2 separate regions of the Homo sapiens genome follow, and region 2 is linked to region 1. The links are chromatin loops, found by intact Hi-C in ENCODE. Cell type or tissue: PC-9. All regions are shown on one strand. Links, peaks and the distances in the headings refer to the core of each region. The heading gives the core; the rest is flanking DNA. Region 1 overlaps ATXN10 (ataxin 10). Region 2 holds the start of LOC105373069 (a long non-coding RNA gene).

Region 1 (15,713 bases), core at 5,279-13,278:
CTAGAGTGAGAGCAGCCCGAGGCCAGGACTCTTATTTACCTCTGTTTTCAGTACCAACTTTCAGGCCTACCACATAATGAGCATCCAATAGTATTTTTATTATTTTCTTGAACACCTGATTTTCTTGAGCCATGAGAGAGAAAATGAGAGCATACAAGAAAGACTTTAATTAGGAGGGGACAGGAAACGTTAAATATGACAGATGACTGATTTCAAGGGGTAAAAAATGACTTGGTATTGTTACTTGGTTGTATAAATATGTTGACTAACCTTCATAAAGAAAGTGAATAGATTAAGCACTTTAGAGGTCAACATACCACAGAGGTAAAAAATAAACCTATCCATCTGTGTATACACACGCACATGGATTTTCCCCGGACATTACTGAGCCTCTGGGCAGCAAGTGTCTTTAACTACACCAAAACACACAAAAACCCAAAAAACAAAAACCCACACGAGTCGTCAGCTTGGCTGAGGACGCCATATGGCGTTTTGACTCAACCATGATTCAGCTCAACTTTGTTGAGAGAGAACATCAATTAAGTTACACTATAAAAAGCATATTTTAGAGTGTGCTGGCAATTTCCTTTATTTTTACCTATGCCATGAGCTGGAATGCTACATGGAATTGTTTGGTAAGGTGTTCTGACTCAGCTTCAAAATACAGAAGTGGTCAGTGTGAGCCACCTCATACATTCAATTATCTTAAATGCATGAAGTAGACAGGAAAGAGTTTGAGCCAGCCGAAATAAATAAAACCAATCGAAATAAATAAGGTTAGGATTGTGACCACCAGTACCCTCAGAGCAGAGTTTCTCAGCTCTTTCATTCTTCCAGTCTTTTGTAGTGGTCACTGGACCCAAGGGCTTGGTCACTGGACTGTGGGCAATGACACTCAAAAGCAAAGGAACTGTGGGACTACCAGTAGGGTGAGCTGGGCCCTGTGATGGCCACAAGCTTAGAGAAGTTATTAGAGTTAACGAGATGATCCATAAGTGGGGGATGCTCTTTCATTATAGCTATTGAGGAGTTTGTGTACTGCTTAGAACAGTGTCTGGCACCTAATAGACACAGTTTAAGTGTTAGCGTTTTCGTTGTTGGTGTCATTGTCATCATCATCATCAATGAGAATATTATAAAACTATCAAAAGACATTTAAAAAGACTTAAGTGGTAAGATACACCATTGTATTATAGGAAACCTCAATAACAAAGACATCAATACCTCCCAAATTGACCTGTGGATTCAATGCCATTCATAATAAAATTGCAGCAGGGTTTTTGCTAGAAATTCACACAGATTTTCTAAGTTATATGAGAAACTCCTAGGTTTTCTCTTACTCTCTGAACTGTCATCCCTTTAAGGCTTTTTTGTTTTTTTGAGATAGGGTCTCACTGTGTCACCTAGGCTGGAGTGCAGTGGTGCCATCACAGCGCCACCATGCCCCGCTAATTAAAAATTTTTTTTTTTTTTGGTAGAGATTAGCTCTCACTATGTTTCCCAGGCTGGTCTTGAACTCCTGGGCTCAAGTGATCCTCCTGCCTCAGCCTCCCATAGTATTGCGATTACAGGTGTGAGCCACTGTTCCTGGAACCCTTTAAGGTTTTTTTACATGAATCCTCTTCTGACTCCCCAGTTCTTAAGATCCTTCTCTATGCCCTCAGCAAAATTCCCTGTATCCTGAACTTCTGTAAACATCCATTCATCTTCTTGATCTAAATGAAATATGGCTCTGAGGACATGCCTTTCCCAGGGTTCTTGAAAGTGGGAGGCTGTTTTCTCTCCTGCACTCAGTACAATGCTTGGCTCAAAGGTGTGGTAGTTCTCCTTGATTGTCATTGCTGCTTTCAGACCTTTTTCCTCCATAGACCACTCCAACTTTTAATCTCATGACATCAGAGTATCCCTTGTTTAATCACTTTTGTGGTTAAAAGAGACCTTTGGGTCAGTCTGCCTCATTCCTTGAAGAGTTTAGCCCTGGCTCACTTTTCACTCTATTTCTTCTCCTGTCTTAAATCTTCGTTATTTCATTGTTTATATAGATTTTCCTTTCATTATCCTGACCTCGAATTTCTTTGACTTTCTCTCCCTTAGTGAGCTTGACCTCCATCCCATCTCAGACACACATTGCCATACCTTACTTAGACTTTATCCATAACTGTAGCTGCCTTCCCCCACAATCTCGAGTCCCAATCCCTGTTTTATCTTCTCTTTAGGGCCCTTGCTTCATCAAGTCTTTAACCTCACCAGGACCTACAGTCTTTTGACCCTATTTCCTATTTACTACCCCTTTTGTTTTTCATTCCCCTTCTTAATGTTCACATTCCCATCTTGATCTGGCTTAGATCCATGGATGAGTAATAAGAGCATTTTTTAATGTACATCCTCAACTCCACTGCCTCCTCTCTAAACTTTGTTATGTTTGCCTGGTAAAACTCCAGCTCTGGTCAAATCCAACTTGTTACCTTTGCGACAGTACCCAAATAGCTGAACAAGGCTAGAGAAAAACATACAGCCGTGCAGACTGCTCTCACTTTAACTTGCTGATCACTAACTAACGTGGCCCTTAATGCTACCTGTCAGTCCCGCTGTTTGCCCTGGTCCCTTGACTCTCCTGCTCCCCGAGTCAGGTATTTCATGCTCCACCCTCTTCAAACCTCCATCCCATCTCCCTCATCCTCACTCTCAGCTCTCTGAAAATAGGAGCAACTAGAAGATAATTTCCAGGAACTCTCATCACCCTCTCTGCCCACCTACTTGTATCTGTGCCCGTAGCCTGCCTTTGCTTCTGGTCTGTGGATTAGCGATCTTGCTCTGAATATGAGCTCCCCTTAAGTTTGCACTAAATTCCATTGCCTTTTGCACACATTGCTCCAGCAGTCTTCTTCTCTCCCCCCTTAAAAATCATCAGTTTTACCCTTTCTATTGGATTGCACTCATCAGTTTATAGATCTGCTGTAATTTTTCCATACTAAGAAAAATCTCTCCCTCCATTTCCCTGAGTGATAATCCTTCCCGGATCTCAGAACTCAGTCCTCAGACCTCTTCTCTTTTCTGCCTATATTTACTTTCAGAGTATTCTCACTCAATCTTGTGGCTTTAATAACTTCCGTTTGCTGGTGACTAACATTTTTCTTTAGCTGGACTTCTTTGTTTTTTTTTTTGAGACAGGGTCTCGCTCTGTCACCCAGGCTGGAGTGCAGGGGCACGATCTGCAGCCCTGACCTCCCAGGCATAAGCAGTTCTTCCACCCCAGCCTCCCTTGTAGCTGAGACTACAGGCATCCACCACCACACCCGGCTATTTTTTAAATTTTTTTTGTAGAGACAGGGTCTTACCATGTTGCCCAGTCTGGTCTTGAACTCCTGGCCTCAGGTGATCCACCCACCTTGGCCTCCCAAAGTGCTGGGATTACAGGCATGAGCCACTGCACCTGGCTTAGCTAGATTTTTCTCCTGAATGCTAGACTTGTTTATTCACCTGACTACTTCACATTCTACTTGTATTTCTACTGATCCTCTCATCCACCAGATATCCTCAGAGTACTCTTGTTTCTGTAAACAATAAATACATCTTTCAATTTATGGCTCAGGCTAAAGTTTTGATGTCATCCTTCACTCCCCTTTTTTAGACACCCTCATAAGAATCCATCATCAAGTCCTATTGGCTCTATCTTTAAAATATCCAGAATTTGATTTCTGTTTACCGTATCTGCTGCTTTCCCTCTGCTCCAAAAACAGCCCCCTAACTGGTCTCCTGCTGTCGTCTCTTTCTCCCTTTAAGATTGATTCTTTACAAAGCAGCCAAAGAGATCCTTTTAACATGTAAGTCAGATGATGTCACCCCTCTGCTCAGAACCTTCCATGGGCCGGGCACGGTGGCTCACGCCTGTCATCCCAGCACTTTGGGAGGCCAAGGCAGGTGGATCACCTGAGGCCAGGAGTTTGAGACCAGCCTGGCCAACATGGTGAAACCCCATCTCTACTAAAAATACAAAAATTTGTTGGGCATGGTGGCACATGCCTGAAATTCTACCTACTTGGGAGGCTGAGGCATGAGAATTGCTTGAACTTGGGAGGCGGGGGTTGCAGTGAGCTGAGATCCTGCCTCTGCACTCCAGCCTGGGCAACAGAGCAAAACTCTGTCTCAAAAACAAAACGAAAAAAAGAACCTTCCATGGCTTCACATCAGGATAAAAGCCAGCGTCCTTCCGTGGCCTACTGTGCCTGTCCAGGGTGGCTCTGTCTTGTCTCTCTGAGTCGCACTTCTCTTTTCTCACTGGGGTTCATTGAAGCCAGCCCTGACTTCCCTGTGACGTGCTCTGTATGCCTTTGCCTCTAGTCCAAGCTCTTCTCCCAGCAAGATGCATAGTTGGCTCCCTCACCTTCTTTGGATCTGTGCTTAAATACTACTTTTAAAATAAGGTTTAAATAATATCTTATGTACAAAATCTTTCTCTAAGCATGTAAAGACATTCTCCTTATATTTTCTTCCAAAGCCTTGCAATTTTGTCTTCCATGTAATTCCTAAATCCACCTGGAGTTACTTTTTGGGTAGTGTAAGTAAGGATCCAATTCAGTTTTTTTCTTTTTAGATTAACAGTTGTTACAGCACCTCTTCGAGCACAGTCCATCTTCCCCAGGTCTTTAATGCTATTGATAGATGCCATTTACCAAGTTACCATGTATACACAGTTCTGCTCTTGGGCTGTCTTTTCCAGTGGTTGACTTTCTGCCTCTGTGCTAATTTCACCTTTTCTTAGCTTCTCTTTCATTTTCTTCTCTTTTCATGTTTTCTTAGAGACAAGGTCTCGCTGTGTCACCCAGGCCTGAGTGCAGTGTTGTGATCATAGCTCACCATAGCCTTGAACTCCTGGGTTCAAGCAGTCCTTCTGCATCAGGCTCCCAAGTAGCTGGGACTACGAGGCACAGACCATCAAGCCCAGCTAATTAAAACAAGTTTTTTTGTTTTTTTTTTTTTTGTAGAGATAGGGTCTTGCTATGTTAGGCAGGTCTTGAACTCTCCTGGCTTCTGCCTCTCAAAGCACTGGAATTATAGGCATATGAACCACTGCGCCTGGCCGCCTTAGTTCCTTTCATTTAGCACAGTGCGTTTGTTCTGATGAAAGATGAATTTTCAATGTGATGAGGACAGTGGGAAAGAGGAAGTGTGTGGTTTTTGGGGAGTGGGGAGAGGACTGGTATGTTTGGAGCCCTTTAAAGCAGGGGTTGCCAGACCATGGCCAGATCTGGCCTACTACCTGTTTTTTTTATGACCCATGAGTTAAGAATGGTTTTTTACGTTTCTAAATGGTTGGGGAGATGATAAAGTTTCATGACACATGAAAATTATATGAATTTAAATTTTAGTTTCCACAAACAGTTTCATTAGAGCCCAGCCATGTTCACTTGTTTAGGTGTTTCCTGTGGCTGCGTTTGTGCACTGGGGGAGTTGAGAGTGTGACAGAGGCTGTTTGGCCATCAGAGCTGGAAATATTCACTCTCTGACCCTTTACAGAAAAAGTTTGTGACCCTGCAAAATGGATTGGTCTGGGTTGTCAGGACGGCTTCGGAATCCTGGATGTGACAGAAGAGGAGAGAAGAGTGTGAAAAGAAGTTTTGAGTTCTGCGCAGATTTCAAAATTTTACCCTAGGCTGTTTGTGGCAGGAGATACAGATGTTTTTATTTTCTGTTTTTGTTCAATCCTGCCCAGTCAAATCAGCAAGATTATGGTTTTAGATAACAACCAGTGATTGTTGTTTTAATCTGTGAACTTGTGTGGATTTTAATAGTTTTTCTCACTGGCAGTTGTTAAACTACTCTAAACCACATATGCCAGTTTTTAAGTAAATCTAAGGTATTAGAATAAATCTTTTAACAAGTATGAAGGTCTTAGTTGTAGCATTACAATGACTAGCATGTAGCTTTTTTTTTTTTTTCAGTAGGAGGTCCCACCTGATGATTGAACTGTAAAATGTGTGTGCATACAGTATATTAGACCTATCTAACCTGTTACATATAATCACAGGTAGTTTTCTTTAATTTTACTCAAACAGAACTTGCCAAGATTAAACCCTACAGATCTGTTCAAACTTGAGGGAAATGAAATTCTACCTTTTGTATAATTCAAAGGATTTTTTTGGTTCTGTAATGTAACATTTCATTTATACATTGTCTTCAGGGTATGCATTCCTTTGTAATAGGAATGTCTAACGGTTGAATTTTAATTGTCCTTGTAAGTACTTTCCGCCTTCTGTGAATGAAGTAGCTAAGCTTTTTAAAGTCGCTGTACATTTTTTGTTAGTTTGGTTAAAGCAGAAATGACAGCAGTTATTATTAATAACTTTTGTAATATTGGAGTGATTGATCTTTACTATTTCATTGTCGTTAATCATTACACATATTTAGCTGCATTGTCTTGACAGTGAACGTAGATTTTGCAGACAAGAGTATACTAGGACTATTCTGGATCTGTAATGCCAAATAGTTTTCTTTCAAGGCTGTAGAGAAGGTAAAGATGTATAGAAGAGTTAAATGCTTTCATAGTATTTACTGTTACTGAATAAAAGCTTCTTTGTCCTCATCTGATGAAAGTTGTTGACATATTATATTGTATAAAAATATGGTGAATAGAAGCTATAGATATTTATTATATGACTCTAGAGGAAGAGTTTTACTGACACCATTTATAAAAGGAAACACATCTAAAACATGTTCTTTGCTCTTAAGAAATTTAAAATACAGTTAATTGGGTTATAACTCCTCCCAGACCCTCAAGCTTATCCACTGTATCATTTAATGGGAAAGGAGAAATTCGATGTTTGCTTAACAGCAGTCATAAAATATCTATATGATATTCACATCTTAAAATCTGACACGTTTTTAAGTTTCTGAGTAGAGATTATATGGATTTCTTAATGGGAAAGGGAGGGTTGAGCTGATGCCTCACTTTCCCCTTTCTGTTGCTGACTCAAAGGGTACTGATTTCACTGCCTATGTCAGGCTTGATTCCTGGCTCTGAGCACAAGCTCTGTAAGTGCTTGGATTACATAGCAAGGCTGTGATGCAGTCAGGGGCCACTTTTGAGTGTGCAAACAGTCTCATCACTGTTTAAAACTTGAACAAATTCAATTAATGGGTGCCAATTCTGGGCCCTAGAGATACAGAAAAGAATAAGATAGTCTCCATTTTTCAAGGACTTAACAGTCTAGCCGGGGAGATAGGTTATATAAATCTTATCTGATGTGGACAAGTTATTCCAGTCTTATGAACAGATCTCCAGGGCTTCATAGAGGGAGTCTGTTTGTCTGGAAAAGTGGAGGAGTTTCTCCAGGTCTGAGTTTCCCAAAGGTTTGAAAGGAGATGCAGGCCAGGCGCAGTGGCTCACGCATGTAATCCCAACACTCTGGGAGGCCGAGGCGGGCAGATCACGAGGTCAGGAGACCGAGACCAGCCTGACCAAAATGGTGAAACCCTGTCTCTACTAAAATACAAAAAAATTAGCCGGGCGTGGTGGCATGCACCTGTAGTCCCAGCTACTCAGGAGGCTGAGGCAGAAGAATCACTTGAACCCAGGAGGTGGAGGTTGCAGTGAGCTGAGATCACGCTACTGCACTCCAGCCTGGGCAACAGAGCAAGACTCCATCTCAAAAAAAAAAAAAAAAAGGAGATGTAAGTTTCTCCCAGGCAGAGGATTGGGAGATTTGGAGAGGACTTTCTTCTGGTGGTGAGATATGTTTGAGCAAAGACAGAAGATTGGCGAAATCGGGGGTTTTCAGGAATCCATGGTTTACAACCTGGGGAGAGCATATGACAGTGATCACAGCTCCACATTATTTTTTCTTTATACTGCAAACGCGAATTATTGTGTGCCAAATAGATGCTGTCATGATTACTCTTTAGTCGCTATTAATAGTTATTTGGATTTCAGGAATGTTTTGGTTGGCCTTAGCTCAGTTAAATGCTTTTCATTTGGTTAAAATTATTATAAGGGCATGGTGCATATATAACAAATTACCATGTAGCATTGGGAATTATTCACAACATAGTTCATGAACTTAGTATTTATTCTATGGTCGGGAAATCATTTTTCCCATTTTCTTTAAGAATATTGCTTTTCTTCTGTCTTGTTTAGTCTGTACCATAGTTTGATTCCAAAGCTTTTGCTGTGCTAGATACCAATTTTGAGTAAAACAGATGTTACGATTGCAAGGAATGACTTCAGGGAAGACCATTCACGGGGGAAAGGTGGTTCCCATATAAGAGGCAGACGGCAAAGGATCAGGTGAAAGAAATAATTCTCGCTGCTTTCTTACAGCTGTAAATACACATTCTTAGTCATCTCAGTAGGAAAAGAGAGGCGTTATTGAAGCTTATTCAAGTTGCAGAGCTCTACTTTTACTTGACTATAGCATTAAATAATAAATGGCTTCAAAACTTCATGCAGATGGGGCAAATAGAGGTGATTAGTTTTGTTCTTTGTCCTAGAAATTGTGATCAGCCTTAGCATTCTTCATAGTGTTTTAAACTCCTGGTTATTTTCTTAGCTGATGAGTGTCTACAATATATTTGGTACTCCTTAAAGCTACCTTAAGAATGTTAGTGAATCGGCCAGGTGCAGTGGCTCACACCTGTAATCCCAGCACTTTGGGAGGCCGAGGTAGGCAGATCACGAGATCGGGAGTTCGAGACCAGCCTGGCTAATGGTGAAACCCTGTCTCTACTAAAAATACAAAAATTAGCCGGGCGTGGTGGCGTGTGCCTGTAGTCCCAGCTACTCGGGAGGCTGAGGCAGAAGAATTGCTTGAACCCAGGAGGCAGAGGTTGCAGTGAGCCAAGATTGCACCACTGCAACTCCAGCCTGGGCGACAGAGCAAAACTCCGTCTCAAAAAAAAGAGTGTTAGTGAGTATTCTTCCATTCTTCTTACGGCAATGCTGTCACTAAAAAATGGCTTATGTACTTGTTTCATACAGTTTATTGAGGCAAGATTAGTGCTGTACCCTTGAATTTTCATTTCTTAATTTGGTCACTCAGTTGCCGAGACACTGAGTCAAAGTTTCATTATTTACACTCAGGGCTGACTGGGGGAGACATAGACAAATTATTTTATGTGCAGTTTCCCAGTTTTTAATTAATTTATACTCTGCCTCTTTCAAAACCAAGTTTGAGATACCTTAAAAAATAAATACGAGAAAAAGATAAGGGGGGAAATTAGGGGTAGTGGAAAAGCCAGATAGAAAAAGTAAGGATTCATGTTGTTTGGGTCATAAATTTGACTCCAGACTTAAGAAAGGCCCCGACAGAGAGAAAACATAATAAATAATGTGAGTTCTATTGTCTGTTCGTAAGATAAAAACACACATCACTTGGTGTATAAGAAGCCATGGTACTGAAGTTCAAGGAAAGACGTGTTTCCTCTGCCCCCGGAAAAGGGGCTTCCATAGGTGTCTTCTGCGGCAACTGAGCAGCTCTGTAACCTGGGCAGCTCAGTGTCCAGAGTTCTGAATGAACATGTGGCTCCCTGCTGGTCTGGCTCAATCCAAGGGTGAAAGGTAGGGCACTGTGAATCTACAGCGAGAGCAGAAGGAGAAAATTCATATGGTCTGAATCATTTGGCATTTATAGAATCTCTTAAATTGTCCAATGTGGCAACTTTCCTTCTAACGTTAAAAGAGATTTGCTGTTTCTTTAGGGGATTTATGGAATGAGGAAGTTGGCTTGCATTTAGGTGCAATGTTGCACAAAAAATTCTTATCTTTAGAGCTCTGGAATGATAGCCAGTGCAGGCAGTACTCCTGGCATGAGAGGCACGCAGAGACTGAGATGCCCAGAGGGTACAACCACAGGTTCATCTTTCTCCCTGGGCATACATTCTTGGTGGAAGAACAGGCACACTTTACATTCTCCCCCTCTCCTTTCTCTCCCATCTATGTAGTTGACTGTAGAAGTTTGGTGTGTGTGTTGTCAGCCTCACTGTGTCTACAGAGTAGATAGTATCCTTGTCCTACAGGAATATTGTTTCTTATAACTGAACTTAGCTACATATTGGGTGACAGAGGACCAGAATATATTCTCTGTCTAGAACATTAAATAAAGATACTCTGTTCTGATTCAGGGTAGATCCATAAGCATGAGCAGTCACTGGAACTGGGATTTGGGTTGTCATGGGTAGTGGAAGTGCTCAGGCCAGAGTGCTTCACTTGGCCTTGTGTCTCTGCCAGTTACTGGCTGAGTGATTTGTGCAAGTTACTTACCATCTCTACTTCACTTACCTTATCTGTAAATGGAGAGGACAGTGTTGGCCTCATAAGGCTGTTGCAGAGACTGAGATAATACATGAGAAGTGACAAGAACAGTGTCTGGTGCATAGTAAGTGCTCAATATGTGTAGATCTTTTATTTGGTGTTGTAAATTAAGGAGCTAAAGCAGATAAACGTAGCGTACCTCCCCACAATAGTAGATAAAAGCAGTTTTCTGAATAGGACATTTGGAAATCATAATCTTTTTTTTCTGATTCGTGATAATTTTATCCTTTTTCAGAGAAACAGCACCCAGGACTATCTTCCAAAGAGTTCTGGATATCCTAAAGAAATCTTCTCATGCTGTTGAGCTTGCCTGCAGAGATCCATCCCAAGTGGAAAACCTGGCTTCCAGTCTGCAGTTAATAACAGAATGCTTCAGGTGTCTTCGCAATGCTTGCATAGAGTGTTCTGTGAACCAGAATTCAATCAGGTAGTTACACACGTACCTTGGATTCTGTTTCTTTGTATATGTGCATGCTGGTTCTGTCATTTGGTTTATCTGTTAGAAGTTGTTTTGGGCTGGGTAAGGTGGCTCATGCCTGTAATCCCAGCATTTTGGGAGGCTGAGGCAGGAGGATTGCTTGAGTCCAGGAGTTCAAGACCGGCCTGGGCAACATGGTGAGACCCTGTCTCTACAAAAAAAATACAAAAAATTAGCTGGACATGGTGGCGCACACCTGTAGTCCCAACTGCTCAGGAGACTGAGGTGGGAGGATTGCTTGGGCCAGGGAGAGGCAGAGGTTGCAGTAATCTGAGATGATGCCATTGCTGCAGGCTGGGCCACATTGTGAGACCCTGTCTCAGGGAAAAAAAAAAAAAAAAAGTTGTTCTGGCATGATAGTATCACCCACTGTTATTGCAGGATTGCCCTTTACATCTGCTGGGAGAGGCCCTCTACAGGCCTTGCCATTGGAGTCTCTCTGACTAGTGTATAAAATAATGGAGTGTGTTTAACATTAGGGGTTAGATTTCTTGTTTGTTTTTATCACATGTTTTGAGGTATTTGGTTCTTCATAGTGTTTTGAAGCTGATTTTGAGTCTTTGTTCCTAGATTTTACCTGCCTAAGTTTATATGCAGTTCTTGACCTCAGGTTGTAAATGTTTTAATTACTTTTAATGTTTTAATTTGTTACTCTTGTGTTTGGACAAGAAGCATATTTTGTAAATTTACAAGATGACCTGTCTTTCCTAAAGATCATGTAAAGTTCCAAGCTCTGCTTCCACCTATTTTATGATGCGCACATTTTTAAAAGTAGTTAAAACATGAGCAGGCGAGCTGTCCAGTGCTCTTCTTTGCTTTTACGTGTTACCGTCTCCTCCCAGAACACAGCATCTTTCTTCTTTGATTTTGTGGAACCTGCTTTTTATTAAAAATTTTTACTTGAAGTCAGAAGCCACAAACAGGATGCTCACTTTCCTTCCTGGACTTGGATGTAGACAGAGCCTCCAGGCTTCCCTGTCACCACTGTGACGGGTAAGCTTGGGCTGGTCCAGAAGCCACTTGAGGGACTCCCTTCGGTTAGACACATATACCCGAGGCTTTGATATGATTAATGAGATTTTTAAGATCAAAGGAGAGAGGGTAAAAAGTGAGTCGTGTAACTTCAATACTAAACCAAACCTGCCATCCATTTGAGGATAAATGGATAGAAACAACAATAATCTTGATAATAATAGTCTACATTCTAAAACATAACTAGTTATATGCTAGAAGCATCTGGCCAGAAGGCTAGTTTCTTTTGTCCTTTTCCAGTCACAAGGTGCTCTAGTGTGATGGGGAAGGAAAGGAGAGCCGTAGAACTAACTTTTGACTGTGGCTGGCAGATACACCTTTGTGCTTGGCTAATCTTGGTGGGGAAGGGAGTGAGCATTCGTTGAGCCTGCCTTCGGCATTGGGCTTTGTCCCAAGGGTTTTGCTTGTAGTATCTTCTTTAATTCTTAGAACAAACTCAAGAAATTTTTTCATTTTTACAAAAGATGAAACTGTAACTTGGAGAGGTTAAATAACTTGTCTGAGAGTCACTTGTTAAGTGAGAGAGGCTGGGAACATTCTCTCCATATCCAGACATCTGACTCTAAAGCTTAAGCTTAACAAGCAGTCTGCCCTTACTGTTCTGAGCTTAAGCTCAAAAGCAGTCTGGGCCAGGCGCGGTGGCTCACGCCTGTAATCCCAACACTTTGGGAGGCCGAGGCGGGTGAATCATGAGGTCAGGAGTTCGAGACCAGCCTGGCCAGCATGGTGAAACCCTGTCTCTACTAAAAATAAAAAATTAGCTGGGTGTGGTGGCACACACCTGTAGTCCCAGCTACTCTGGAGGCTGAGGCAGGAGAATCACTTGAACGGGGAAAGCGGAGGTTGCAGTGAGCCAAGATTGGGCTACTGCACTTCAGCCTGGGCAACAGAGTGAGACTCCGTCTCAAAAAAAAAAATGCAGTCTACCCTTGCTGTCCTGAGCCTTACACACTGGTCTTGTTGTGGATGACTGCTCCATCTTGACCCTGGACAGGTGACTTGGTCTTCCTGAGTATCAGTTTTGTCCTCTGTAAAACTAGGTAAGCAATGTCTTCCAAACAGGCTGGTTATGGGGTGTAAATGAGATTACTTATGTAAATGCCTAATGCACATTGTGTGCTCAGTAAACATTAAATGTTTCTGCCTCTGCCTCAGGAATGAATGTACAACACAAGTTTATGTTAATACTTTCTTTCAAAGCAGTCAATTTTTATTTTCTTTTTTGAGTAATATATGCAAACTATAAAAATTCTAACATTACAAAAATAAATACTATGACAAGTAAGTTATCGGTGGTCTTTTGGTAGGGCCAGCAAAGCAAGGGCTGTGCTGTTTGTGATATCTTTTTATTGCATGCAACTTATGGTTGGGCGGAAATGAAAATGAACATTTAAGGGTGTTAATTTTTCTGCCTCTTCCCTTCTAGGATTGTATTATTATTCACTGTTGATTTTTAAAGGAAAATTTCAACCATTTAGGGCAGCAATTTTCAGAAAAGAATTTTCTAGTTAGAAATACTACAAAGATTCTAGTAAAGACTTTGTGGCCAAGCTTAACTAAGGCCAGTATTTCTGAGCCAGTCAAGATTCAGATTGCAACTAGTACATATTTTTCTGATGTTTTACTTTAAGTCGTTAAAGAGTTCATCAAAAGGTGTGATGCTATTAAAGCCTAGATCTTTTTACATCTTTTGCACTTTGTGTGGACTGGGACTGTTTTTGCCAAGAATGCATGGAATGGGGTAAAATACAATAAAGCAAAGAATCTGAGTCATGGGAAACTTCAGGAAGTACTCAAAGAAAGCTGTTGGAAGCAGTTAGCTCTGCATGTAAATATAACCTCTACTGCTAGGGTTGCTATATTTTTCCTGTAAAGAGCCAGATAATAAATAATTTAGGCTTTGTAATCTCTGTCAGATTTCTCAGCTCTCCCATTGTAGTGCAAAAACAGCCATAGACAATATATGAATGAATGAACATGTCTAATTTTGTCTTTTTTAAAAAACCCAGGAACTTGGATACGATTGGTGTTGCTGTTGATTTGATTCTTCTGTTTCGTGAACTGCGAGTGGAACAGGAATCTCTGTTGACAGGTAGCATGCAATATAATTCATGGATTATTTATATCTTTATAAAGGGTTCAAAACCAGTACTTTGAGTATTAACATCATTCATTGAAACACATGTTCTGTATTTCATGAGATAGGGAAACTTTAATAGTGAATTATTAAAGAATTATAAAGTTGTATCAACTTCCCTTCCTGAATGGCTGAATTTTGTTCCTTTCACATTTGTATGTTGAAGTCTGTCTGTTCCAGTTGCTATAACAAAATGCCTTAGGCTGGGTAGTTTATAAACAACAGAAATGTATTGCTTACAGTTCTGGAGGCTGGAAAGTCCAAGATTAAGGTACCAGCAGATTGGGTGTTTTGCGGGGGCTGCTCTCGTCTTCATAGATGGTGCCTCTTGCTTTGTTCTCCTGTGGTGGAAGGTGGAAGGCAGAAGGCATAAACAAGCTCTCTGGGCCCCTTTTATAAGGGCACTAATCCCATTCACGAGGGCTGCACCATCATGACCTAGTCACTTCCCAAAGGCCCCATCTTATACTAGCAAGTTGGGGATTAGATTTCAGCATAGGAATTTCGGAGGGGCACAGATATTCAGATCATAGCATGGTCCTAACCCCCAATACCCAGAATGTGACTGAATTTGGAGATAGGATCTTTAAAGAGGTAATTAAGGTAAAATGAGGGTATATGACTGGTATCCTTATAGGAAGAGGAAATTAGGACATGGCCATGCTCAGAGTAGAGACCATGTGAAGACACAGGGAGAAGATGACCATCTACAGGCCAAGGAGCGAGACCTCAGAAGAAATCAGCCCTCTCGACACCTTGATCTTGGACCTCCAGCCACCAGAACTGTGTAAAAATAAATGTCTGTTGTTTAAGCCATTCAGTCTGTGGTAAGACTTTTAATATTTATGAATGTGACAGGCCCTGGTCCAGGTTTTGGGTGTGATTCAAACAGTGACCAAAACAGACAAAAAGTGTCTGTCCTTAGAGAACTCACATTCCGTTGAGGGGAACCACATGTTAAGTGTCTAAGTCAAGTATCTAGTGTGATGAAAATGGAACTTAGCTCTGATTGTTAACGGTTGTTGACTTGGGATTAAGAGAAACACCACACTTCTTTAGACTCATTAGTAGAATGGTTTTGGTCTTTGTTCTTCTAGCATCAACATCTTTCCTTTGGACAGTGGTTATTATCTTAACATAATGTTTAAAAAAAAAACGTAGATTTTTAATTTATGATCTCTTTGTGCCAGGAATTGAAATACTTTATGGGTAAACCTAAATTATTTGATAAAAAAATCTTAATGTAGGCTGGGTGCCGTGGCTCATGCCTGTAATTCTAGCACTTGGAGAGGCCAAGGTGGACAGATTGCTTGAGCTCAGGTGTTTGAGACCAGCCTGGGTAACATGGTGAAACCCCGTTTCCAAAAAAATACAAAGGCTGGGTGCAGTGGCTCAAGCCTGTAATCCCAGCACTTTGGGAGGCTGAGGCGGGCGGATCATTTGAGGTCAGGAGTTCAAGACCAGCCTGGCCAACATGGTGAAACCCCCTCTCTACTAAAAATACAAAAATTAGCTGGGTGTGATGGCGCATGCTTGTGATCCCAGCTACTCAGGAGGCTGAGGCAGGAGAGTTGATTGAACCTAGGAGATGGAGGTTGTAGTGAGCCGAGATCGTGCCATTGCACTCCAGCCTGGGTGACAAGAGTGAAATTCTGTCTCGAAAAAAAAAAGAACCGGGCATGGTGGCACACGCCTGTAGTCGCAGCTACTTGGAGGCTGAGGTAGGAAGATTGCTTGAGCCTGGGAGGTGGAAGTTGCAG
Region 2 (15,713 bases), core at 4,369-12,368, 49 kb before region 1:
TCCAACAAGTGCGGATTGTGAGTATCAGGACCCGAGACTCCCATGTGGGCCGGGTGGAGTGCCGGACAGGTGACTGCTATAACCACGACTGGGAATTAAGAGAGGCGCACACATCATCTCTTTCAGTGTCACAAGAACCCCAGAGGTGGCCCAGCTGAGGGGGGCAGTATTGATAAGAATGGGGTTTGGCTGGGTGCGGTAGCTCACGCCTGTAATCCTGGCACTTTGGGAGGCCGAGGCAGGTGGATCAGTTGAAGTCAGGAGTTAGAAACCAGCCTGACCAACATGGAGAAACCCCGTCTCTACTAAAAATACAAAGAATCAGCCAGGCATGGTGGTGCATGCCTGTAATCCCAGCTATTCAGGAGGCTGAGGCAGGAGAATCACTTGAACCCGGGAGGTGGAATTTGCAGTGAGCCAAGATCATGCCATTGCACTCCAGCCTAGGCAACAAGAGCGAAACTCTGTCTCAAGAAAAAAAAAAAAGAGAGAGAGATAATGGGGTTCACCGTGTCAGAGGAGGGATGCACAAGCCCGAGTCGACCAGGAGAATCCAAGTGAGTCTGGGGGTTGCAAAGATCACCAGGACCCCGAGAGAAGCCGACAAAATGAGCAGAGGAAACTGCAGATTGTTTACCCTCTGGGGGTGCCGAGGGATGCTGTGGTCTCCCAGACAGCCAAGGAAGGAGGGAGCCCGCCCTGCTCTCAGTTGCCCTGGCAACGCAGCCAGCCTTGGTTCAGGGAATTAGAATGAAAAAGCTGCATGCAAATGAGGTAAATTGCAATTAGGGGGGAAGAGCAAACACTTGGCCTGTTCTTGAGGCCGCACTAGGGAGGTGTCCAGGAGGTATTTGTGCAGCAAAGAATGAGGCCGCAAAAAGAAGAACTCACATTGCATAAAAGCCTACACCAGGCCCAGGGTGCCCAGGGGTCCCTTGGGTCCTGGTGGATCCCCCGCTTAATGTTGGTGGTGGTCAGATGTCTGGTGAACGTCAGGAGTCCCACGGCTGCCCCTGACCAGTATAATGCCTGCTGCAGAGACCAGAGGGAGCAGGATCAGCTGTCAGCACTACCAGAATTATCTCCTTCTTACAGATGAGAAAGCAGAGGCTTGGAAAGAGTGCACAACTCACCCAAGCTCACACAGCTGGTGATAAATTCAAAAGTCAGATTCCAGACCCCTCAACCATTCACTCACTAAGAACCCCAGGGGACTGGGCATCTGCCCTCATACCAAAAACAAACAATTCTCTAAAGATGAACCCCCCATATTCTGACAAGTATTCTGCTACCCACCTCGTTGCTCCAAACTGAAACCCACCAATGCAGCCCTGCCCACCTGTATCGTTAATGACTTTATAAAACATGAGGGAGGGCCAGGGACCATGACGCACGCCTGTAAACCCAGCACTTTGGGAGGCTAAGGCAGGAGGATCAATGGAGAACAGCCTGGGCAACACAGCGAGACCCCATCTCTATAAATAAACAAAGTAAACATAAAATAAAATGTGAGGGACAACCAAGGAGCATTGGACTTTGAGGAATGCCTCTGACATTCAAGGTGAAAGTAAAGAGCTGGGCGCAGCGGCTCACACCTGTAATCCCAGCACTTTGGGAGGCTGAGGTGGGGAGACTGCTTGAGCCCTAGAGTTCAAGATCAGCCTGGGCAACATGGTGAAACCCTGTCTCTTCAAAAAACAAAAAAGTTAGCCGGACGTCGTGGCATGTGCCAGTAGTCTCAGCTGCTTGGGAGGCTGAGGTAGGAGGATCACTTGAGCCTGGGAGGTCGAGGCTGTGGTGAGCTGTGATTGTACCACCGCACTCCAACCTGGGCAAAAGAGTGAGACCCACACACAAAAAACAGAATAAACAAACAGAAAAAAAAATTCCCTAAAGTAACAGAGAATTAAGGAAATGCATGAGAACTTCAAAAACAACCACCACAAAGACCTCTAATCAGGATCCTTAGAAAGACTGGAGAAGATGCTGTATTCGTAAACCAAGAACTGACTACTCTGAGAAAGGAACGTTCTGAAAACAGGAGAGAGATCCTGTCTCCAGTGATCGGCAGAGCAAGAAATAAAGGAATACGTATATTGCCAAAAGAGAAGGAGGCACAACAAGAGGACAAGAAAAGGTGTGGGGAGACGGAAACTCCCAGCAGAGGAAGGCGCAGGAGCCGGGATTTTTGGGCAGTGCATGCGGTCCCTGGTGATTGAGCGGCCAGTCCTGCAGCAGCGGCTCACCTGCCCCACCCCCATGCCACCCCTGCCGGAGGAGTGCCCAATCTGTCCTTTCCCCATGGGTCAAGAGGCAAGTTGTCTATTGTTCCTCTGGCTAACCCTACCTTGAAAGTGATTCCTTATCCCCCAGAGCAGGCAATGGAAAAAGAGAAGTATTGTGCTCTGGTCCGAAGCCTGCATTCCCTTCTGTGGGGGCGGGGGAGACAGGGTTGGGGGGGTGCCAGTGTTTATTTTCCTAACCGACAGATAGCCCGGGATTATGACCTAACTTCAAACCACCCAAGCAAGAATGTGCTTCTATTGTTTTGTCTTCAGAAGCCACCTTAGTGTGTAGTGCAGGGTCGACCCTGGAAAATAGAAATCATGGAAACTAAGACGTGATGAGGGACTGGGCTGATAAATAGCTCGGAGCCGGGCAGGAGCCAGCTAATCACTGCTGCAGAGAAGCAACAGCTCTGATTCCCCTAAGTTAACCCAAGCTGGAGGAATGCTGACAGTACGATCTGCCTGGCCTGGGACGGGGATACCAGGTCACTGGGATGAAGACAGGCAGGGCTGGGCAGTCAAAATCCTACAACACAGATAGCCCCCAAGTGCAGAGAACTCTAGAGGCCACGCCTGCAGATACAAACAGGATGGAGCCACACTGGTGGACCAAGATGCTGTCCTGTGACCCTGAGACCCTGAAGCCGGAAGGATTGTCTTAGATTCCCAAAGGGCAGCTGCTTCTCAAAGGGTTACTACTGTCATCCGCCCTTGGTCAAGGGCATCCTTAGTGAGGGTGGGAATTTTAAGAAGCAGTCACATTTTGTGTATTTGTGTTTGTCTTTCTCATCCTTATGTCACAGAGCATCCACTGAGCTGAAAGTGAAAAAACAATCGTGTATGCTTTGAAGTCACAGAGACTTGGGTAAAATTCCTGCTTCTGCCACATACTGGCTGTGTGATCCGGGATCAATCCCTGAGGCTTGCTGAGCTCCAGTTTCCTTGTCTGCAAATGGGAGAAGTTACTTTTTTTTTTTTAGACAGAATCTCGCTCTGTCGCCCAGGCTGGAGTGCAGTGGTGCTATCTCCGCTCACTGCAACCTCCGCCTCCCGGGTTCAAGCCTCCCGAGTCGCTGGGACTACAGTCGTGTGCCACCATGCCCAGCTAATTTTTGTATGTTTAGTGGAGATGGGGTTTTGTCATGTTGGTCAGGCTGGTCTCAAACTCCTGACCTCAGGTGATCTACCCGCCTCAGCCTCCCAAAGTGCTGGGATTACAGGCGTGAGCCACCACACCTGGCCGGGAAGTAATTTTTACACTGAGGTGAGGCTCAAGCAAGTCTCCCCTCCTCAAGGGAAGGCTCTGTTCTTGATGGGTCCCTGTTCTTATACCCTTAATGCCTAACGGAAGCACTCCTTCAAGACACAGTTTAATCTTCCTAACTTGGTGGACCAAGATGCTGTCCTGTGACCCTGACACCCTGAAGCCGGAAGGATTGTCTTAGATTCCCAAAGGGCAGCTGCTTCTCAAAGGGTTACTACTGTCATCCGCCCTTGGTCAAGGGCATCCTTAGTGAGGGTGGGAATTTGAAGAAGCAGTCACATTTTGTGTATTTGTGTTTGTATTTCTCATCCTTATGTCACAGAGCATCCTTGTGTGGTGCCAACACCCTTGTGTGGTGGGTATCATGGGCGATACCACTGCCAGGTGCTTTAAAGGCAGCAGCTCGTTCGATACTGACACAGCCCTCTCAGCTAGGATTTCTTTGCATCATCTCCTTTTGCTGATGGGGAAACTGAGGCTCAGAGAGGTTGTGTAATGGAGCCAAGGTCACATGTCAGCAACAGCAGCAGAAATTGCTGGCAGAGAACTATGTTCAGACTCCCTTCCCTTCACCTCTGTGCTCTAGGGCCTCAGAATATGTTTTTTTGTTTGTTTGTTTTTGTTTTTTTGAGACAGGGTCTCGCTCTGTCACCCAAGCTGGAGTGCAGTGGTGCAATCTTGGCTCATTGCAGCATCCAAGTCCTAGACTCAAGTGATCCTCTACCTCAGCCTCCTGAGCAGCTGGGACTACAGATGCACACCACCATACCTGGCTAATTTTTGTATTTTTTTTGTAGAGACAGGGTCCTGCTAGATTGCACAGGCTGGTCTCTAACTTCTGGCCTCAAGTGATATTCCCACCTTGGCATCCCAAAGTACTGGGAAGAATACTTTTGAAAATGAATCTTCTGCCGGGTGTTGTGGCTCACGCCAATAATCCCAGCACTTTGGGAGGCTGAGGCAGGAGGATCACTTGAGGCCAGGAGTTAGAGGCCAGCCTGGCCAACATGGTGAAACCCCATCTCTACTAAAAATACAAACGTTAGCCGGGTGTCGTGGCTCACACCTGTAGTCCCAGCTACTTGGGAGCCTGAGGCAGGAGAATTGCTTGAGCCTGGGAGGCGGAGGTTGAGGTGAACAGAGATCGTGCCATTGCACTCCAGCATGGACAACAAGAGCAAAACTCCATTTCAAAAAAAAACAAAAAAACAACGAAGTCCACTTAAAGTATTAGTAACTGGATTATTAAGAAAAAAAGAGAAGGAAAGAAAGAGAGAAAGCCACAGGTAAATAAATGACTTTGGAACTCATCCTGGGGGATAGGGGCTCAGCAAAGATCTCCAAGCCAGGCTCCCATTGTGCTCACAAGAAAACTCTGTAGTTAGGTCTCCAGTAGGTACTGATTGCAATGCAAACAATTACAAGCTGTAAACGGCCTCTGCTCAGGGGAGAGGTCCAGGGATCCCCCCATGCATGCATGCATCACTAGGAGCTATGTAGAAATGTTTCAGATCCCTTCTCTACATGAACTTAACCCAGTCAGATGAAGAGCAGCAAGGCCAGGAGCATTCCATTTACTGAGTGAGTTTAAGGTTTTGGGTTGTTTTTTCTTTGAGACAAGGTCTGGCTCTGTCACCCAGGCTGGAGTGCAGTGGCACAATCTCGGCTCACTGCAACCTCTACCTCCCAGACTCAAGCGATCCTCCCACCTCAGCCTCTTGAGTAGCCAGGACTACAGGCGCACATCACCATGCCTGGCTAATTTTTGTATATTTTGTACAGATGGGATTTTGCCATGTTTCCCAGGCTGGCCTCAAACTCCTGAGCTCAAGTGATCCACCCGCCTTGGCCTCCCAAAGTGCTGGGATTACAGGTGTGAGCCACCACACCCGGCTGGATTCTTCTTTATAAGCCCTTCGGAATAGGATCAAACCAATCCAGCCATTGGAGTCTTTCAAAGATGACACAGATGTGAGGTGAGTTTCGTAGAATCACAGCCTCGGTTTAGAAGCTGAGGCTGTGGTTGACTCTAGGAGCTTCTAAGGCCTTATTTATTTGTTTAGTGGCTGGAAGGTCAGATGGGGATGGGGAGAACCCTGGGTGATGTTTTCCGGAGAGGTGGACAGCTGTATTTCAGTCCCGCCCACCTCTAGCCAGCTATTATTCCCTGCTCATTTGCCAGGAACCTAGCTGCATATAGGCTGTCCTGCTGGGGGAACAGTTTTACTGGAAAAAAAGTGCCCGTCACATTTTTTACTGGAAAAGTTGAGAGGGTGGGAGGCAAGACTGGCTGGTTTCAGGTTCCCATCCATGCACTCAAGGCAAGCTGGGCTCACAAAAGCACCGCTCCCTCAAAACCCAGGGCAGGTTTTAGACCAACAACAGCCGAGTTTGGTTAAAAACGGTGGAAAATATTGGTGCTTTCTCATGGTTTTGGCCCCCGATCGAGTTGATGCCACTCCAGAGGTTCTAGCATTCCCAGTCTACAACTGCAGATTCTCAGTTTCTTCCAGAAAACAAGACGCCTCTCAACCAGCAAAATTGGTCATTTTCAATCTCGGTTTCCTTCTTGCCATTGCGTAAGTCCAATCTTGTTAAACCTACGAAGAGTGAGGGTCAGAGCCGTGTACCCCTAATTATATTCCCAACACTTACAATCAGCCGGCTGATGTGTAGTTAAGAAGCACAATCTTCATTGGCTTTTACAATTATCAGGAGAGGAGCAGATGGAAGTCACGGGGCAGGGCAGTTTTCTGAGTCTGGTGAATTTTGCTGATATGAGAAGGAAAGTGATAGTTTTAGAATCAGAAATTTGCCATAGAACAATGTCTTCTCTCCTGACCTCTGCACCTGCCAAGGCCCTGCTCCACCTCTGTCTTCTGTGTCCTGAGGAAGCCTTTCCAACCCCTTTCAGGATGAATGAACCCCCTCTTCTGTGCTCTCATCTCTTTTCTAGACCCCCAACTCATTGCTGCCTGAATAGCTCCATCCCACTAGACCAGAGACTTCCTGAGGCCAAGAGCTGTCCTACCCGCCGAGGACACCCTCATTTGCTTGAATGAATAAGCAAACGGCTCCTTCCTCCAGCCATCCCAGCCACTAAGTTTCACCTTGACCATGACTGGTGCTTCTCAGACCCAAACAAAGTAGCTACTGCAGGAAAGGGAGCCCCTGTAAAAATGAAAAGATGTTCATTAACATGGGGGAACACCTGTTTGACCTCCCAGTTTTCTGCTTGTTGGAAAATATTCTAATTTTTCCTCAGCAAGTAGATTTCCCTTCCTACGCCTTCGCCTTCAATTTCTTTTCTTTTCTTTTCTTTTTTTTTTCTTTTTTTTTTTTTTTTTTTTTTTTTTTTTGGAGACAGGGTCTCACTCTGTCGCCCAGGCTGGAGTGCAGTGGTGCAATCTTGGCTCACTACAACCTCCGCCTCCCGGGTTCAAGCGATTCTCCTGCCTCAGTCTCCTAAGTAGCTGGGATTACAGGCGCGCGCCACCACGCCCAGCTAATTTTTGTATTTTTAGTAGATACGGGGTTTCTCCATGTCGGCCAGGCTGATCTCAGGTGATCTGCTGGCCTCAGCCTCCCAAAGTGCCGGGGTTACAGGTGTGAGCCACCTCGCCCAGCCCAATTTCTTTTATAATCTGTCCCCAAAAAGGAAACTTACAAAATCCTCTTTAAAGAATATTCTCCACAGCAGCAGCAGATGAAAGAAAATGTTATTGAGTTGGGCGTGCCTTAATCACCATTCACTCTACTCTTAGCCATCTATATTTGTCTGTCTGCCCGATTCCCTTGTAAGTATTTGTACTAAGGAAATTTGACTTGCTGCCACTTGAGGTATTGTGGATAAGTGGCCTTTTTAGTTGGCAAATCCAGAACTTTCTATCGTCATCAACCCACACTTTGTGAGCTCCTATTAAGGAGTAATCTCCTTGCTCTACTATGGTCTTGTACATGAGCAAGGAGATTACTAAAGTTTTTAAAGTCAGCTAAGAAAATAAATCAACATTTTTGTTTGTCAGTAAGAGGTTGATGGCATATATATTTACTGTATATATATGTGTGTGTGCACATACACATATGTACATAAATGACACACATGGTGAAAGCAATGTTATTTGGTTAAGACTAAAGGCATTGTTGGGAAGGGAGGTGGGGAATTAGATGTTGATACAGTAGGTGTTTCAAATGTCGGATTTCAATGGTAATGGGAAGGAAAAGAAAGAAGAAAAATGGCTCCTTAGAATATATCAATTCATCATTTCCCATTTGCAAACATTGAAAAAAAAAATGAGAGAAGCTGTATGTCTTTCCTTGAGAGCTGCCTTTTAGCTCCCAGAGAGATGGAGTTTGGCTGATGTCAGGGTTTCTAAGGAAACGATGTATGCTTATGAATAGCAAAGCAAATAGACATATAAAACGCAAGTAAATCATTAATTGATTAATATTATTATTGATGGGATCTGGAGAGACTTACATATTCCTTCTTTATTCCAAGCTCTCAAAAGTTTTCTTTCATCGCAAAGCAAACACTCAGAAGGCCACTTTATGGATAATTATTCCCTCTTTGCTCCACACTCTAGAGACGAGGAAGGGCTCACTCTTGGATTTTAATGGATCAAAGAAAATGGTAAGCCAGGCAAGAGAAGTGTGCTTCATGTTTTCTGTCTTTTTTTAAAACTGATGGCTGTGGTTTTTGAAGAGAATGGAAAATGCATTAGGGATAGTTTGACTTAAACACGAAGCACCTTTTGGTTTGACAAACAGATTTGAGTAGAGGCTGAGTCACATCTTCTGACCCATGATTATGTCTGTTTCAATGGTGCCTTTCTCAGTGGCTGGATTCCATGGCGGACGGGTAGGGCCAGGAGGAGGTGCTGAGTGGTGCCAGGTGCAGGGTGGCGCAGTGTGGGGACGGCAAAAGGTGAGGGAATCCAGTATGCGCTGATGGAAAGCAGAGGGGGACGCCAGCCCAGTGGCCAGATGAGGCCGACGCACCCCCGGGAGGCCACGGTTGCAACACGAGGGTGTGTCCCAGCTTCCTATTAGTGAGTCAGCATTTCCTCCTCTGGTGCCCAACAGCCCTGGGGTCGCTGTGGAGGTTAGGGAGAGGTGAACCGTCCCGTCTGGATGATCCTTGTTTGCCTCTGGCCCTCCTTGTCAATCCAGACCACGACCAAGAAACCTTCCCTTCACATTGCGTCCTCCTCCCCTTGGCACTGCAAGTGCCCAACCTGAAATGTGTCCATGATCACTGCTATCCAGGAAGTGTGCAGTTGGAGACCAGCCCTCTCCCGAGGCCACACCTGGAGTAGCAGAGAGGGCAGACAGAGAACATGCCCTGTGCAGAGACCTCTTGGAGTTGCACCTGCCTTGCTGTGTGACCTCAGCCAGCCACTTAACCTTTCTGTGCCCTGGCCACCAATCCCCTCACAGCACCCCCCTCAAAGGGCTGCTGAGGGCATGCCTTTGCGTGCACCGCTCCTATTCTCACAGTGAGGGAAGCAAGGGCCAGGGAGACAGCGTCTTGGTTGGCAACAGGTCCAGCTTCTGGCCCCAGCTCTAGATACTGTGGGTGCCCTCAGAGCCTCCACAGGACTTTCAATGAGAGGGGTGCCTCATCCAGCCCACCCCTACATGTAGGCCAAGGGGATAAACTATCTCACATCCCCCACGTGGCGGCCCCTTTCCTCCACGGAGCTTGCTCAGGGAGGGACTCAGTGCCCGTTTGTTGATTGGATAAGGTTGGTCTGCGCAGGGAGGTGCTGTGCTGCAGGAAGGTGAGAAAAACCACAGCCTGAGAGCTGTGAGCCCCAGGGGCCTGGAGCAGGAGGCGGGAGCAGAGGAGAGGGCAGTTAATTCTGTTGGGGGTCGAGGGACAGGAACCCAGGACAGCTTCCTGGAGGTGGCTTTTGAGGTGGGTCTTGAAGAATGCACAGAAGCTTGGCAGAGGCTCAGAAAGCCAAGAGGGCAAAGCCATGGAAGTGTGGGGAGGCAGAGGGTGCCAGGGGTGCCGGCTGTCCCAGGACAGCAGCGAGGAAGGGGGTCTCTACTCCTTTCTCCTCCTCCTGGTGGACGATCTCAGACCCTGTAGGTCCCAGGAGGGGAGGGAGAAGCTTGATTCTCTGAGCCTGAGGTCTCTGAGGGCAGACCCTGTGCTACCCTCCTCACACCCTAGGAGCAGGTGCCAGTCTGGGAAGCTCTGAGGGCTTTTCCTTTTCAGAATGGGTGGGGGTGGCTATGTCTCAGCCTTCACAGTTGATCAGTGACACAGACCCTAGGCCTGTGGTCCCTGGTCAGGAAGTTGTGCTGGGGGCAGGGAGGGGCCTGCCCTCAGGTGCTGGTTGGCCTTGGTGGAGAGTGGGGAGTGCTAGGGGCTGGGAAGACTCCCCTGGGTCCCAGAGGGAAGGGCTGTGGAGGTGCTTGACTTTCCCACCTCATTGTGATGCGTCCAGGTGTGAGATACACGCACCTAACTACCCCTTTGAAGGGATAGGGCTGGCAACTCGCAGGCCTCAGAATGAGGGCACACAGTAGCCCTAGGGTCAGCTGGGCCCTTTGTCTTTGTGGCAGCTACACTCAGCCTGAAGGGCAGCCAAGCATTCACATCTGCCAAGAACCTGGGACTGAATCCTGGAACACAGTCTACACGTCTCCCATCCCAGGTCTAAAATGGGAAGGTGGACAGGGGAGGAAGCCGAGAGAGGGTCACCCCCGCCCTCCCCTTCCACCCTGGAAGAGGCAAAGGGGTGCTCCCTTACCCACGTTTTGTTGATTGGACAGTTGAATTCAGAGAGGTTGCCCGATGGACCAGAAGAAACACAGCCAGGAAGAAGCCGTGGTAGCCCAGAGCAGGAGCCCCTGAGGCCCGTGCTCCTCCCTCAGGCTTGTGGGGCTCAGTCCAGTCCCGCGCCCTCCTCTCCAGGGAGCAGCCAGGCTGGGTTCACAGCGCTCTTGCTCCAGTCCACAGTCTCTGCTGGGTTTGGGCGAGTGCAAGGCACAGTAGCCCAGAATCCCAGCTCCCAAATCCCATGAGCTTTGCCACGGCTCAAGCTTCTGGGCCCATCTGGAAACGATGCTGCCGGCCTTACGGGGTGCCTGTGGGGTTCATGGGCCGGCGTTTGAAGAGGCAGTGGTGGTAGGGGCCCGGAGAGCAGGGCTGGGGCTGGTCCCTGTGGGACGGTCACCCCCAGAGGAAAGGTGTGGAAGGCACAGGTGGACTCTCATGGGGCTCTCAAATCACCCGAGATGAAGGTTCAGTGCAGTCCCCAGGCACAGACCCCAGAGATCCTGACTGGGAGGTCTGGCGTGGGGCCCCAAAAGGTGTAATTTTCCCCAGCACTGCAGGTGTGGGGTCCGAAGCAGGTGGTCCGTGCACGGCACTCAAGGCCTTGGTCCAGCGTCAGTGCGGGGTTCGTGCAGCAGCCACATGGGCTGACTGCCGCTGGCCCTGGGAAGACAGGGCAGGATGAGGCTGGGCATCCCCCTGGGCTTGGGACACAGAGGGAACACACGGATGTAGGGTGTGAGCCTACAGTGCATCCTCTGCTCCCCAAAGTGTGCCACCATTCAACATAAAGCCCGTTGCATTTGCTGTCCACGCAGCCTTCAGTGAACCTGTCTATGGGCACACTCTCAGAATCAACAAATTACGGGGCTCGAAATCAAAATCCGCCTCTTCCCCCTATACCAGAAAGGCCTGTCTGTGCCCAAATGTTGAGGGAAATGGATCTGCCTTGACCCTTTCCTTTGGCGCGATCTCAGCTCACTGCAACCTCTGCCTCCAGGTTCAAGTGATTCTCTTGCCTCAGCCTCCTGAGGAGCTGGGACCACAGGTGCGCACCACCACACCCAGCTAATTTTTGTATTTTTAGTAGAGACGGGATTTCGTCTTGTTGGCCAGGCTGGTCTCGAACTCCTGGCCTCATGTGATCCACATGCCTCCGTCTCCCAAAGTGCTGGGATTACAGGCATGAGCCACCGCGCCTGGCCACCCTCTCCTTTCAATGAAACGCTTTTACCTTGGTTTACAGACTCAGATGAGATACTTCCCATCTGTTCATAAAGGGAACAGATTCTGACTTGTGTTCTAATCTTGAGTACCAAAAACTCCCCTAGAAGGGAGCTCTGCATTTTCAGAGGCTCACCCACGTGCCCATGTAGGGTCTGAGAAAGGTCCTGCATGGGTGAGTGATTTAGGGACAGGCGGTAAACTGAGGAAGTGACACAAAGCCTCCTGCACAGAGATCCCACATTCTACCTGGTATTACTCCCATTCTCTGCACTGCTGACAGCTCTCAAACAGATTCTTTCCACGAGGAATTAGCCCGCACACAACATGAATGGGCTCGTTTTATATCAGAAGGCTGAATTTTAACTGACAAATTGGACAGGTTCCCTAAGGCAAGGGTTGCTAAGCTTTGTCATTCTCGCTAAAAATGTGATTTATAATATATTTCTATTTGCTAGACACTCCTTTTCCCAGGAATGAAGACCCAGCCCAGAAACAGGAGGTCTGCTCAGTATCTTGACCCCATATAAAAATATGCTCCTCAAAAGTTTTCATTAGCATATAAACAGATATGCATCAATCAATCTGCAGCATGGCCACGTCAGCTTTATTTCATTATGTTTTAATGATATTTTAAGCAGCCAAACTCTTAGAATTCAGGACAGGGCAAGAGTAACCCACAATTTACTTTAGAATTTTATGTTTTAAAGGAAAGATCTAAGGGTCTGATGAAAGGAGTTGTATTTCCTCGGATCTTTTCTTCCACTTTATAAAATAAAAACCATTTTTGTTGCTTCTTAAGTACTCTGGTATTTACAAATGCAGAATATGTCAGATATTAGAGATCAACCCACACCTTCAGCCAAGTTTCCTCAGAGATCCTTTGTAAAAAAAAAAACCACACACACAAAAAGTGGGTGAAACCGTCTGACTTCTTAGAAGTCTGAGTTAAAAGTTGCAAACTCATTTTGCCCAAGATAACCAGAAATGCTCTAAGCTAAGTGGGCAGAAACAGATTTGATCTCTGTATCTGATTGCTGGCAGAAGTCAAGCAGCCAATTTTTCAACAATGTCTCCATATCATGAAACTTCCTAAAAATCTTCAAGGGAGTAACCTGAGCTTGTGAAAAATGATCCCGAATGTCAATAGGACAAAGCTTCCCTTCCAAGATATAATTAGGGGAGCTTGGAGCAGGCCTTTCATATTTGAGTTGACAAGCATCTTTTTTCCTTTGTTCAGTCTGTTCTGGAGGGCTTTAGGAGGGCTTCGCCATTTCTTTGTTAAGAGGAATGGTTGAAACAAAATTTGTATAAGAGGAATCATTTAAAATTGAATCCATCCAATAGGAATGTTTATTTTACCCAACGTTTTTCTGTGTGAGAATAATACCTGTTTTTTCTAGGTAATATATGTCTTTTATTTAATCACATGCATATTTAAGCCTCTAAGTTCTCTGTTCAAAACACTGATTTTTTTTTTTTTTTTTTTTTTTTTTTTTGAGACAGGTCTCGCTCTGTCGCCCAGGCTGGAGTGCAGTGGCGCTATCATGACTCACTGCGACCTTGACCTCCCAGGCTCAAGCGATCCTCCCACCTTAGCCGCCCAAGTAGCTGGGACTACAGGTGTACATCACCATGCCCAGCTAATTTTTCATAGAGATGGGGTTTCACCATGTTGTGCAAGCTGCTCTTGAACTCCTGGGCTCAAGCAATCTGCCCACCTTGGCCTCCTAAAATGTTAGGATTCCAGGCATGAGCCACCGCACCTGGCCCGTAACACTGATTAAAGACATACAGATCGGCCGGGCGCGGTGGCTCACGCCTGTAATCCCAGCACTTTGGGAGGCCGAGGAGGGGGCAGATCACGAGGTCAGGAGTTTGAGACCAGCCTGGCCAGCATGGTGAAACCTTGTCTCTACTAAAAATACAAAAAATTAGCCAGGCATGGAGGGATGCGCCTGTAATCCTAGCTACTCGGGAGGCTGAGGCAGGAGAATCACTTGAACCTGGGAAGCAAAGGTTGCAGTGAGCTGAGATCCCGCCACTGCACTCTAGCCTGGGTGACAGAGTGAGACTCCATCTCGGAAAAAAAAAAAAAAGATATACTGATCATATGAGCAAAGCATTGCTAAGAAGGCTGATGTAATTGTTAGGCTCCACTGAGAGACGCCTGGTGTCTAGAACTTACGATGTCCAGGCTGGTGGGAGCTGGCCTGGAGTTGGTACCCCGTGGCGATAGAAACATGAATGCATGAAGAGTATCTACAGAAGGGACCAGAACCTTGAGAAGACTCAGAACTCTCAAGCAGAGGCCGGTTGCGATGGCTCAAGCCTGTAATCCCAGCGCTTTGGGAGGCCGAGGTGGGCAGATCACTTGAGCCCAGGAGTTCGAGACCAGCCTGGCCAACATGGTGAAACCCCCACTCTACTAAAAATACAAAAATTAGCCGGGGGTGGTGGCGCATGCCCGTAATCCCAGCTGCTCGGGAGGCCGAGACAGGAGAATTGCCTGAACCTGGGAGGCACAGGTTGCAGTGAGCTGAGATTGCACCACTGCACTCCGGCCTGGGTGATAGAGCGAGATTCCGTCTCAAAAACAAACAAAAAAACCAAAAAAACCTCAGAACTCTCAAGCAGGACTTCTCAACCTCAGCACTGTTGACTTTTGGGTGGGACAATTCTTTGTTGTGCGTGTGGCGGGATGGAGGTGCTACGCCATGTACCTTAGGATGCTTAGCAGCACGGGGGCCTCTCCCCACCAGACGCCAGGAGTGGTCTCCCTCCTCCGGGTAGATCACCAAAAGTTCTCCAGACATTGCCAAATGTCCCCTGCAGGGCAAAATCGTCCTCGGTTGAAATTGTCCACTGCTCTAAAGAATGCAGGAAGTTGGGCACACTTAGCTCGGAATGAATATTTACAGGGAACATTAAAGCTGTTTGTAGGCATCGTACGAAAAAAGTTATTCTGATTGTTTCAGAAGGCTGAGCAAGAACAAACGGGGCAAACCTGTATTTTGACTAAGGAACAAGGAGACCTTTCTAGAAGAACCGCTCAGCTCCCAGTCCCCAAAGTGTGTATGTTTAGACCGGGCGAGGATCCTGAATCAAGGTCCGGGCCTCTTTCCTCGGAAGAACAGACCGACCGATGGTCTTCTGGGCACCCAGAGGAGCAGTCAAGCGCGGTGCTTGCTGAGAGCTTGGCCTCCGTGGGTGCCATTTAATCTGCGGTTGGGAGAGGTATTCAGAGCTTTGCAGATGGGCCTCTGCCGTTCCTCAGGGCCCACTCCAGTGCCCAGGGAGGGTGGGCAGAGCAGCGGAGGCAGGGGGCTTGCGGTGGGGCTGGGGCCGGCAGAGGAACAAACGGACTCACAGGACGTGCGGCAGGCAGGAGAGCCCTCTCCCGACCTGACCGTCACGGAAGCCTCTCAGCCGGTGTCTGAGCTGGGACTGGGACCCAGAGTCCTCAGTCAGGCTCTTCCCTCCGAGGTGGGGAGGCGAGCCCGGGGATCCGCACCTGCCCAGGTGGACTCCGCTGCTGCGTGGCGCCTGCCCTGGGACCCACGTGCGGCTAGGCGGCACCTCCCCGGGCGCCCAGCAGGTGGCGGTGCGCGGCCTCGAATGGCGGCTGGCAGGGCCGGGACGCGGCGGCTCCTCGCCGGGCGCGTTTCCTCCTCCAGCACTGTCTCACCCTGCTCCATGCTAACCTGCTGAACGGCCCCTGGCCTCTTTCCGCCCCGCCCCCGCCTCCGCAATGCGCCCCCCTTCCCTTCTGCGGTCCCCTGCCTGTCGCCCTCTCACGCTCCAGGTTGTGAGCGAGTATCTCCCCACTTTAACACCCTACACCACACCGCGCCCGGCCACAAGACAGCTTTACAACATACACAACCCTGACGAGGAAACGTGTTCAAAACCAATCACTGCGCTCATCATAAAGGTAAAGAAAGCAAGGAGGTGTGTGTCCACGCACAGGGTAAATGTGGGCTGGGTGTGGGGTTCTAACTTGGAGAGGGCCTGAGGGCAGTGGCAACTCGCATTGCATTGGAGGGAGGCCTTGGCAGGGCCCACGGGGAGAGGCTAGAGAGCCTCCCAGGTGCGGGGCAAGGCATGGGCTATGCTTGGGGGCAGAAACAGACATCTGGGGAGCAAT

Evidence for each region. Hi-C counts contacts between places; a loop is a spot of excess contacts. Peaks named below come from ENCODE experiments on the same cell type or tissue, not always from the same donor. Only the 100,000 strongest peaks of a DNase experiment are listed, where the experiment ranks them.
Region 2: it touches region 1 in a loop (2.7-fold over the local background); 3 of 110 quality-filtered maps call a loop at or near these places.

What each region holds. Positions count from the first base shown.
Region 1 is chr22:45,679,171-45,694,883 of GRCh38, forward strand. ATXN10 (ataxin 10) reads left to right here. Exons shown (of 12, transcript NM_013236.4): 2 at 10,542-10,733; 3 at 13,826-13,908. Among named protein-coding and RNA genes, the nearest start is that of ATXN10, 15 kb to the left of the region's middle. In PC-9, for the core only: no CTCF peak of the experiment used is centred there; a DNase peak (open chromatin) is centred at 9,711; H3K4me3 peaks cover 1,698 bases; H3K27ac peaks cover 8,000 bases.
Region 2 is chr22:45,630,609-45,646,321 of GRCh38, forward strand. It overlaps LOC105373069 (a long non-coding RNA gene), which reads left to right and starts at 5,373. Exons shown (of 3, transcript XR_001755590.2): 1 at 5,373-5,528. LOC105373067 (a long non-coding RNA gene) reads right to left here and starts at 9,821. Exons shown (of 3, transcript XR_938308.3): 1 at 8,033-9,821; 2 at 6,663-6,723; 3 at 6,007-6,324. RefSeq lists enhancers at 7,953-9,152, 8,441-8,735, 8,779-9,550 and silencers at 15,060-15,349, 15,360-15,429. In PC-9, for the core only: no CTCF peak of the experiment used is centred there; a DNase peak (open chromatin) is centred at 8,583; H3K4me3 peaks cover 510 bases; H3K27ac peaks cover 3,742 bases.